2 separate regions of the Homo sapiens genome follow, and region 2 is linked to region 1. A link is a loop called in an ENCODE intact Hi-C map of the cell type or tissue named here. Cell type or tissue: heart left ventricle. All regions are shown on one strand. Each heading gives the region's core, and the rest is flanking DNA. Links, peaks and the distances in the headings are about the cores only. Region 1 overlaps LINC01550 (long intergenic non-protein coding RNA 1550). Region 2 has its middle 110 kb from the start of LINC02325.

Evidence for each region. Hi-C counts contacts between places; a loop is a spot of excess contacts. Peaks named below come from ENCODE experiments on the same cell type or tissue, not always from the same donor. Only the 100,000 strongest peaks of a DNase experiment are listed, where the experiment ranks them.
Region 2: it touches region 1 in a loop (4-fold over the local background); 1 of 110 quality-filtered maps calls a loop at or near these places.

What each region holds. Positions count from the first base shown.
Region 1 is chr14:97,927,925-97,933,305 of GRCh38, forward strand. The region is part of intron 2 of LINC01550 (long intergenic non-protein coding RNA 1550); the gene reads right to left. Among named protein-coding and RNA genes, the nearest start is that of LINC01550, 48 kb to the right of the region's middle. In heart left ventricle, for the core only: no CTCF peak of the experiment used is centred there; a DNase peak (open chromatin) is centred at 2,458.
Region 2 is chr14:97,342,204-97,347,584 of GRCh38, forward strand. No RefSeq gene overlaps it. Among named protein-coding and RNA genes, the nearest start is that of LINC02325, 110 kb to the right of the region's middle. In heart left ventricle, for the core only: no CTCF peak of the experiment used is centred there; no DNase peak of the experiment used is centred there; H3K27me3 peaks cover 457 bases.

The DNA.
Region 1 (5,381 bases), core at 191-5,190:
CTGATGAAGATGAGGAATAAAGAGTGTTCAGTGAGAGGCTGGGTGCAGTGGCTCATGCCTGTAATCCCAGCACTTTGGGAGGCCGAGGCAGGTGGATCACCAGAGGTCAGTAGTTTGAGACCAGCCTGGCCAACATGGTGAAACCCTGTCTCTACTAAAATTACAAAAATTAGCAGGGTTACCTGCTAATCCCAGATAATCCCAGGATTACAGGATTACCTGTAATTCCAGCTACTCAGGAGGCTGAAGCAGGAGAATCGCTTGAACCTGGGAGGCAGAGGTTGCAGTGAGCTGAGATTGCACCACTGCACTCCAGCCTGGGTGACAGAGTGAGACTCCATCTCAAAATAAAAATAAATAAATAAATAAAAAGAAGAGTGTTCAATGAAATGGGGACAGACAGTGAGTAGGACCATACTGTAGACATTTTAAACACTCAAGAAAGGTATTTTGCTGGCTGGAATTAGCAGTGGGGTGCCACGAAAGTTACTGTTCAGGAAACAGATCAGAGAAGAATGTTCAGTGGAGGAATTAGAATTGGTGTCCCTCCAGTGAGGCAGCCCTCCATGGGGGCTCCACCCCAGCAAATATCAAAGAGGAGCTTGTCCGTCTCATTCTTACTTCCAGAACAATGTCAACACTTTCTGCATACTGCCCTAGGCCCAGCCCTGGGCCAGAACAGAAGATGAAGAAGGGAACAGGGACAGGCCTCTGTCCTCACAATTGCCACACTTTAGTAGATTTGGGAGCTGTGCCCATTTGCAGTTCCAGCTAAAGACTTGAGCCTTGTAGCCCACAGTATCCTGGGTGCCCCTGACAGCCATGCCTGTGAAGTTATGTGAGTTAATTCGTGAAAACTTTTTGAATCAGTATTTGGTACATAGTAACCTCTAAAACCTGGTATTAACATTGTTATTCTCCTTATCATTATGATTTCCTACCAACACACTCTACGCCTATCTCTGAGATTTGTGTGAACCATCAACTAGCTCCCGAGGCCATCTAGCCAGCCAGCCCAGTGGCCTAATCACTCTGAAGAAGGGGCCGCTGGAGATCACAATGCACTTCAGAGCATGTAAGGTTCTGATAAGCCCTGATACACAGAACACTGTCTCAGCCACTGTGGTCCACACCTGCTTGACTTGACTATATATATGGTGACTTTTGGTCTCGAACAGAAATAGAGGTTCACATGTCTGAAAATTTTATTTCTCCTTATTCAATGAGCCTTTTCCTGAACTCTGCGTGCATTAAAAAAAAATCTCTCATTTGTCCTTTTATGGGGGACCAGGGGAACAGGATGGCTCATTTCATTAGCAAAAGCAACAATTATAGGGACCCTCTGGACAGCTTTTTGGATCTTGTAAACACTTTTGTACATGCTCACAACAATCACATGAGGTTGACGTTGATAGTCCCACTTGCTGTTGGTGGAATTGTGGCTCAGAGAGGCTGTGTGCCCTACTTAAAGTCACAGAGCTAGAAAGTGACTGGAAGGTGCCTACATTTATGTTGTCTAAATTCACAACCCAAGCTGTTTCAAATATTTCAAAGTGCTTCTAAAATTAGAAATTCCAGGTGACTTACAAATTGTGAGTTGGGGTATTTATATATGTGGAGGTGAAAACAAATCCCTGTCGATGTGACGTGGAATTGAAATCAACCATAACTTGGCTCAGAGATGGGGCTCTGTGCAGGTGGTAATCCAAGCTGTCCTCGAAGGTGAGAGCTGTTACTACCATTCCCGATGTTAACAGTGGCCTGAGCTTATACACTAGAAGAGTCTCCATCAGAAAGAGAAGAAGATGTTGGAAGCTTCAGCAGATGGGCTGTTTGCCTCTCACTGAAAAGAACAGCATCGTATCAGGGTCTGCTGGGGTTTTACAAAGCCCAGATAGAGACAAGAGTTGCCGCACAACCCATAGGAGAAAAATTAAGCAAACTAAAACCTTTCTTGGAGAGCAGAGCTTCCATATAAAGATTGCCACTTGGTTGCTTGCTGGCATCTCTCCGCGATGGCAGATTTTCACCCGAAACCACCAGAGCCCGCCCCACCCCTTATCTCTGCGCTGGCCCTGGTGGAGACTCCAAAGGACAAAAGGCACACCGTCATGGTGCTTCCAGCCCACAGCCCCCTAAAAATAACTTCTCATTCTTTGAGTCTTGGGAAGAAGAAGAAAAACACCTGGTTTGTGTGAGACATTCAGGTTGCGTTGTTCTTTGTGGTTGTGTTGTTGTTTTTTTCCTTGCTGAAAGGAGAAAGTTAACATTTGTTCCTCAAAACAAGTCTCTTCTCCATCTGGAATCAATGGGGGCGGCCCTCAGCGGATCACCCCTGAGGACTGGCTGATGTTTATAAGATCTTAATCCTGGGGGGAACGGGCTGGCTTAGGAGGCTGGTAATGGGATAAGAAACCTCTCCTCTCCAGGGCACCAGCTGGAACCCAGCCCAGGCTCTTAATGACGGGAAGTCTCCAGCTAGCGGATTGGGAGGCTCACTGTGAAATGAGCTGGCGGGCTGAGGCCAAGGTGGCTCCAGCTCCACCTCCCCCACCCCATTCCCTTTCAGGTTCAATGTCAAGGATTTCCACGTTATGTCGAGGAGGCCCTGGGCCTCAGGGTTGAGCCAGCCATTACAGGGCTGGTGTGGTTGAAAGGCAGGAAAAATGGGAATGAGTTTCTTTACCGTTACAAGGGAACACATGTTGTTTGAGCACCTACTGTGTGCGCCTGGCATTGTGCTAGAACAAAGAACATATTATTTCATTTCACCTTCACAGCAGCTCTGTAGCTGCTAATGTTGTCCTCACTGAGACAGATGAGGAAGCTGAGGAAAAGAGAGGTTGAGTAATGTGCCCAGGTTGCACAGGTAATAGGCCTTTGATTCCGATTCAAGGACCTGTAGTCTTTCCACTGCTGACAGATAATACTGAGCTCCCTCCAATGTGGAATGGTCCAGCCTGGAAGCTTCCTACCCATGGTGGACACACACACACACACACACACACACACACACACACACACAGCCTTCATCAACAGCAGCACTCAAATCATGCCATAAAAATTTCTCACAAGTCACAGAATCATTTTATGTTTATAGCTTATAGCAAAGATTAGCAATTTTTCTTTTCTGTAAACAGACGGAAGCTTGTAAGTAGTTTCTTAGTTTCTGCTTTGCTGGCCATTTGATCTCTGTCTTGACTACATACCTTTGTCACTGGCAGGAAAGCAGCTCTAGATAATACATGAGCCTGGCTATGTTCCAGAAACCTTTACTTAAAAACACATGTGATGATGGGTTGGACTTGGCCCATAGGCCATCATTTGCCAATGCCTGACTTAGAAGAATTATTCCTGCATTTAAATAAATCAGGAAAAGGCTTCTTGGAGGAGGTGCCGTTTAAGGTAGGCCTCAATGAACAGGTGGAATTTGGAATATGAAACTGAGGAAAGGGGTAGATATTATGAAAAAGAGACCAGAGTGAAAGAAGGCATGAGGCAGGAGAGTACAGAGTGAATCTAGAGATGTAGAATGACTCAGTGTGGGAAGAGAACCACATGGGGCAAAAAGCAGAGGAGACACCACTCAAGAGGAAGGACCAGGCTGGCTGAAGAAGTGCCTGAATGCCTGCTGGGGAAACACAACCCGATGGTCTATGATCCCCACCGCTCTTGCAAACATTCCAAATCCTTTGTCTGAAAAAATGTTAGAACATGAGTCTCCGATGGTTTAAATTTGGTGTAAAAATGGGAAAAAAATAATGTTATGGAAGCACAGGGAAATATGTGCTTGTGGAACCAGATGGAATGTAAAGCTGAGGAGGGAGGTCCAGTGGAGAGAAATGCATAGAGCAGAAGGCTGAAAAATATGCAGAGTTGAGGATCAACTGACCTTGGTGAAAAACTTACCACTAGCTGTGTGGTTACTTAGCCTCTCTGAATTTGAGCTTTTTCCTGGAACATTGGGCCAATGATGTGCACCACACAATGATCTGCACGTGTGATGCAGATGACAGGAGATGGCACATATGACACATGTAACCCATGTTGGGGACATATGAGAATTTTATTAGACAGGGTCCTCTAGAGGGACTGAACTAATAGGATATATGTATATACAAAAGAGAGTTTATTAAAGAGAATTGACTCACAGGATCACAAGGTGAAGTCCCACTACAGGTCATCTGCAAGTTGAGGGTCAAGGAAGCCAGTAGTAGCTCAATTCAAGTCCCCAAACCTCAAAAGTAGGGAAGCCGACAGTGCAGACTTCAGTCTGTGGCCAACGCCAAAGACCCAAGAGGAGTCCCTGGCAAACCACTGGTCTAGGTCCAAGAGTCCAAAAGCTGAAGAACTTGCAATCTGATGTTCGGGGACAGGAAGTATCCATCATAGGAGAAAGATGAAGGCTGGAAGACTCAGGAGGTGATCTAAGTCATCTTCTCCCATTTCTCCTGCCTGTTTTTACTTTATTTTTATTATTTATTTATTTATTTGAGACGGAGTCTTGCTCTGTCACCCAAGCTGTAGTGCAATGGCACTAACTCGGCTCACTGCAAGCTCCATCTCCAGGGTTCAAGCAATTCTCCCACCTCAGCCTCCTGAGTAGCTTGGATTACAGGCACCCACCATTATGCCTGGCTAACTTTTGTATTTTTGTAGAGATGAGGCTTCACCATGTTAGCCAAGCTGGTCTTGAACTCCTGACCTCCCGAAGTCCTGGGATTACAGGCATGAGCCACTGCGCCCAACCATGCCTGCTTTTACTAGCCACACTAGCAGCCGACTGGATGGTGCTACCCATGTTGTGGGTGGGTCTTCCTGAGGGTGGGTCTTCTTCTCCCAGGCCACTGACTCAAATGTTCACCTCTTTTGGCAACACCCAGAAATACCCAGATATGCCCAGAAATAATACTTTGCATACTTCAATCCAATCAAGTTGACACTTAATATTAACCATCACAAAGACTATTTAAAAGGGCAGGAAGACTTTTTCTTGCCAAAGTCTGAGAAGTGTGCTTCTTGTACAACAGGTGCTTTGGAATAGCTCTCCTGATTCAAGGCCAGAACATTCTACCTTCAACTCGGGTATTTGGAGGTGGTGAGAGTAGGCATGAGGGCCTTTTTTTTTTCTTTTTTTCTCTTTTTTTTTTTTTTTTCAGACGGAGTCCCTCTGTCGGCCAGGCTGGAGTGTAGTGGCTGGATCTCTGCTCACTGCAAGCTACACCTCCCAGGTTCACGCCATTCTCCTGCCTCAGCCTCCCAAGTAGCTGGGACTACAGGCACCTGCCACCACGTCCGGCTAATTTTTTGTATTTTTAGTAGAGACGGGGTTTCACCGTGTTGGCCAGGATGGTCTCGATCTCCTGACCTCGTGATCTGCC
Region 2 (5,381 bases), core at 302-5,301, 590 kb before region 1:
GTGAGGGCCTGGGTCCAGTTCCACTCCTCACTGTATCAGTTCCCCTGTGCACTCTACCATATTTGGTTCAAAGAGTATGCTCAGTAAATACAGTTGAATGAATGAATGAAGGGAGGGAGGAATGAATGACTGAACATGGTTAGGTTCTGGCCTTTATCAGCGGCACAGCAATACTGCCAATTGTCAACCTATGGTGCATGGACCACTTCCCAGGTACCCAATCTCCTTCCATTCTTTCATTCTGTACACACTTACTGAATGCTTCTCTGAGCCAGGTTCTCGAATAAGACAAGCAGATATGGTGCCTGCCTTTAGGAAACGCAGCATGAGAAATCCAACAATGACAATACCATATGGCAGGACTTATCATACAGGTCTGAGAGCCCACCACAGAAGCCCAGTGAAGGAAATCCTTACTCTGTGGGGAGGGCCAGGGGAGGAGCTCTAAGAATGAGTAGTAATTCACCTGAAAAGAATACTGGAAGTGGTGCTTTAGGTGGCAGGAACACCATGGGCAAATGTGTGGAGGGTGGAAATGCATGCCGAGTTTCAGCTCCAGCAAATGGTTTGGCTACATTTCAGCTTGGGTTAGGGACAAGATAATAAGAGTGTCATATACAGAATAGGTGCTTGAAAAATCTTGATAGAACTCCATTAAAAGATACTCCAGGCTTCTCTACTTGACATTTCTATTCAGTGTGTGGTTTATTTAGCATTTGCTTTTTGTGAACTTTGGTTAGTTTTGATATTGCTGGAATTGGCAGTGAAAGGTGTTATAGTACTTTCCACCACAAAGAATGGGAATGGGAGTGCAGGGATCCAGATGGCTCCTTGAGTTACATGGCAGATGATCACCTGAATGCAAGACCTCATCCTGGTGAGGAGGACTTCAATGGCCCTGGTTCTCCACCTTCATGTGGGCAGCATCTGGGCTGTTGGCCCAATCTTGTGAGGATAAAAGCCTTTGCAAAAAGTGGTTGAATATTCATGCAGTGCTTGATAATTAATGAAAGGATTCATGTGCAGCTTAGTTGATGTAAGAGCAAAATAAGAGGTGGGCACATCTACCTAAGGAAAGAACCAGAAATCCAAACAGGATTCCCAAGACATAGTTGGAGGGAATTAGACTCTGTGCCTCAGGTGGATGACCTCATGAAGGATTTTGATGTAAATGTATCGTGGGGAATGAGCAGTGAGTCAGCTAGTGGTTCAAGACATTGAAGTTTGAGTGTCAGCCTTGACACAAGCAGTGCAACCCAGGATAGGTGACTTCTCTACTGTGGGGCTCAGTGTTTACCTGTGAACAACGGGAATCCTTAGAATCTGCATCACAGTTTACTGTTTGTGTAAAACTTACTTTATCACATTGCCCACTGAACTGTCTGGAATAACCGCTGTTCTGCAAATAGTAGCTGCTCCTTGTAGAGATCTTTCACCTCCTTGGTTAGACATATTCCTAGGTATTTAATTTTTGTGTGGCCACTGTAAATGGGATTGTATTCTTGATTTGGCTGTCTGTTGGAATCTTATTGGTATATAGAAATGCTGCTGATTTTTGTACATTGATTTTGTATTCCTAAGGGTCCATTAAAGCTCAGAGTTTTCTCCAGCTGGTGGTAGAAGGGGAAGTCAGGATGATTCCAAGCAAGAAGGATCCCACCCTCAGTTGCTGGCTCTGAGGTGTGGCAGAAGTCCACAGGTGAGCCGCCGAAAGCAACCTCCAGTTGCTGAGAGCTGTTCCGGTCTGACAGTCAGTAAGGCAGCGGGTACTTCAATCCTACAACTACAAGGAACTAAATTCTGATAGTTTGGAAGCATATTTTTCCCTAGAAACTTCGATAAGACCCTGGCCAAGGCTGACACCTTGGTGTAAGTCTTTTGAGTCTCTAAGAGGAGAACCCAGTGGAGCCCATCCAGGCTCCTGACCTGCAGAACTGTGAGCTAATAAATGGTTATTGTTTTAAGCTACTTCGTCTGTGCTAATTTGTTACACGGCACAGGAAAATTAACACACTCAGATAAACCACAAAGCCAAAACATTCCCATTTTACAAATGAGGAAACTGAGGCCCAGCAGGATTGGTCATCTTGCCCAGCATCACACTGTCTATGGCAGGGTGTGGACTTGAACTGCATTCTGCTAAACTCCCAGGGTATCGCTCTGCTGTGCCACACAGCCGTGTGTATTTAAATAGAAGAGCTCTGTGGTATATATTTCTTATTCAAATTACTCAATCGTTTGATCCACTTAGTTATTTAAAGGTGCAGAAATTGCTCAAAATAATAGAGAAAGGAGCATGCAATAGTATTACCTTTGTTGGCACTTAATGGGTAACTTGAGACCGAGCTTTCACGTTAGTTAATTATGTGACGGTGAGTCTAGGAGGCCTGGGCCCACAGGCCTGGTGTCTTTGGCTCTCCTGGCAGATGCAAACATGACAGGCTATTGCTTATTGATCCTAGGCCATGGATTTGGCCTAACTTGCATTATGGCATAATAGCACCCAGTAAATTGTAAGGGAATGGCAAAAGCTAAATGATGATCACATGTAAGCTATTAATGTAATTGTGTTCTTAAAGCCGCCTTCCTTAATTTACTCGAGTGGTGATTTCAGATTGAACTGGAGTCACAGCCCAGGAATAATTCATCCCCAGGCCTCACCCTGCATTTGAGTCAACAGCACATGACACACATGGTGCTTGCTGCTTTATTGTTGAAATCCCATAATCTATGAGGCACTCTTGGTCATGAAGTAGCTCGTTATTAAAATATAATGTTATGTTCACGTGTGATTATTATTTTAATTCAGTGCTCTGTTGACTTATACAAGGTGGCCCACATTCTTTCAGCCTCTACTCTCCATTCTCCTACAGTAAAGTTAATTTATACCAAGATGATAAAAAAAATTTGATTTATTTTACAACAGATCAGTAATTGTGCTCTACAAATAAGTTCGTAATGATAATCAACAGCATTTTCAACATAATTTAATTTGTCTTCTCCCGAGAGGTAGTTAAATGCAGTAATAATAACACCAGTGTTATGGACCCTGCAGCAGTTAATCATGGTCTGAATATGCAGACTGCCCCAATATTGTATTGACAGAAATTAAATTAACCATCAGCTTGGGCAATCAGTGGCTATATAGCTATTAAAAGCAATAAAGGCAACAAACCCCAACCATTGCCAATTACATTTTGACATATACAAGGAAAAGGACAGATGCTTTTGATTTGAGATTTTTATTTCAGTGAAAAAAAGACAGGAGAATAGCACCTTGAACTTACCAAGAGCTTCTTCCCCAAGGTGTGCTGAGCATGAGATGCATTCCCATTGGTGTCCTCTACTGATTGTCTTCTGTTTGTTAAAAGATAAAATAAAATTCAGTGACCAGGAGTCATAGTTTGTAAAATTTTAAGACATTTCTCTGATCTACTTTGCCTTTCAGTGCCCCTAACTCACACAGTTCCCTACTTTTTCATCCTAGCACTGTGGCATCTGACATAAGCACATTATGAGGACTGAGTTTTAAGGGTTAGAGTAAGCAGGGGTTTAAGAAAAGAAGAAGAAACCTAATATTTTTGAGGTTATAAAGACTCAGATTTAACAAACCCAATGATGCTGTGACAAAACATCATTTCACCATTATCTGGGGGAGATTCTGAGCTGGTTTAATTCAGTCCAAGACAAAATAGAGGCGTGAGGTAGTAGGACTTCTTTCTTTCTTTCTTATATTGTTCTCTCCTTTTTTCCTTCTTTCTTTTCTTGTTCCTTTTGTGTCTAGCATGCCACCTACGTTCTTGGGGGAGCTTTTAATCAACCTCAGCCTTTGAATCTGGAAGTTTTCCACATAGGGTTAGTTATATAGGGGTCCTGACTTAGCCATGGAGCCCAGATGGGCTTACCCCTACTGAATGGTCAATGGGTACCATATTGACTGTAGTTGATGGGAGAAGTCTCTTGCTGGACATCGGTAGCAAGGGTGATCAATAAGTCTTCTGGACACTGGCGTTGGGCATAGTACTCTTAAAGACTGGACCATCTGTGGACCTGGGCATGACTCCCATGAAACTCTCTGGTACTAGGAACAGATGGCATTTCGAGTTGGCTGGGTAGGGTCTAAATGCCAACTCTGTCTACATCGCCCCCCTGAGTCCTGTTATTCTAGATCCCCTTGGACCTCTCCTTCCCTGTGACCTGCTGTCTCTCCCCCTCCTCCACCTTGGAGAATATTTGAGGTTGGCTAAGATGCTTGACTTTCATGGTAGACAAAATATTGACCTCCTCTTCCCACAAAAAGAGGTCTATACCCTGATACTCAGAACCTGTGAATATGTTATCTTACATGGCAATGACACTTTACAGATGTGATTAAAGATCTTGACATGAGGGGAAATGTCCTGGATTATCCAGGTAAGCCCAATGTAATCACAAGGGTCTTTAGAAAAGAGAGGGAGGAGGTTCGGAGAGAAGAAAGTGGCATCACGATGGAAGCAGAGGGTGGAAAGGAGATGGGATGACGGTCAGAGTCAGCGAGAGATTTGAAGATGCTACACTGCTAACTTGGAGATGCAGGGATAGGCCATGAGCCAAGGAATGAAGGTGGTCTCCAGAAGCTGAAAAAGACCAGGAAATGGGGATTCCAATTTGCCCTCCAGAGGGAGCACAGCCCTCCTGATATCTTGATTGCAGCCCAGTGCAATCCATGTGAGACTTCTGACCTCCCAAATTGGAAGATAATACATTTGCACTGTTTTAAGCCACTAAGTTTGTGGTAATTTATTGCAGGCACAGTAGGAAATGAACACAGCTCTTTACCTTTTTAAAAACATGTTGCTTGTAAAATATATTATGTAGACTGAGTTCTTTGTATCTTAGATTTTTTAAACCCCAAAACTCAGGTGTTTGCGAGTCCGCAATGTTGGCTTTTGAAACACGCTAGTGTTCTGTCTGCTTTTCTGCCGTGTGATCCTTCTTCTGAGGCAATGGAAGTCACTGAAGGATGGTAGAAAGGACAAAGAGAACAAGGAGAACAAAGACAAAAGAACAAAGAGAACGAGAAAAAGAAAATTCAATCAACCTCTCAAATTGTTTTTCTGGCAGCTCTGGGTGAAAGGTTTCAGTTATATATGATGGGTCCTGAAGGCACTACCTCCCAGCCTACCCTCCTGACCATGCATAATTCTGGGCCTTGCCCTTCTCCAAAGTGTGGAGAGGTGGTTTGGGTAGGACACAGGCAGAGTAACCAATTCAGCTCAGTTTTCCTGGGACTTTCCCATTTTAGTGCTGCAAGTCTTTTGTCCCATAGCTTTCTTCATCCAGGGCAAGGGAGAAGTTGCTCACCTGAGCCACAGGTCATAAAAACCACAGCTGGGAGGCTG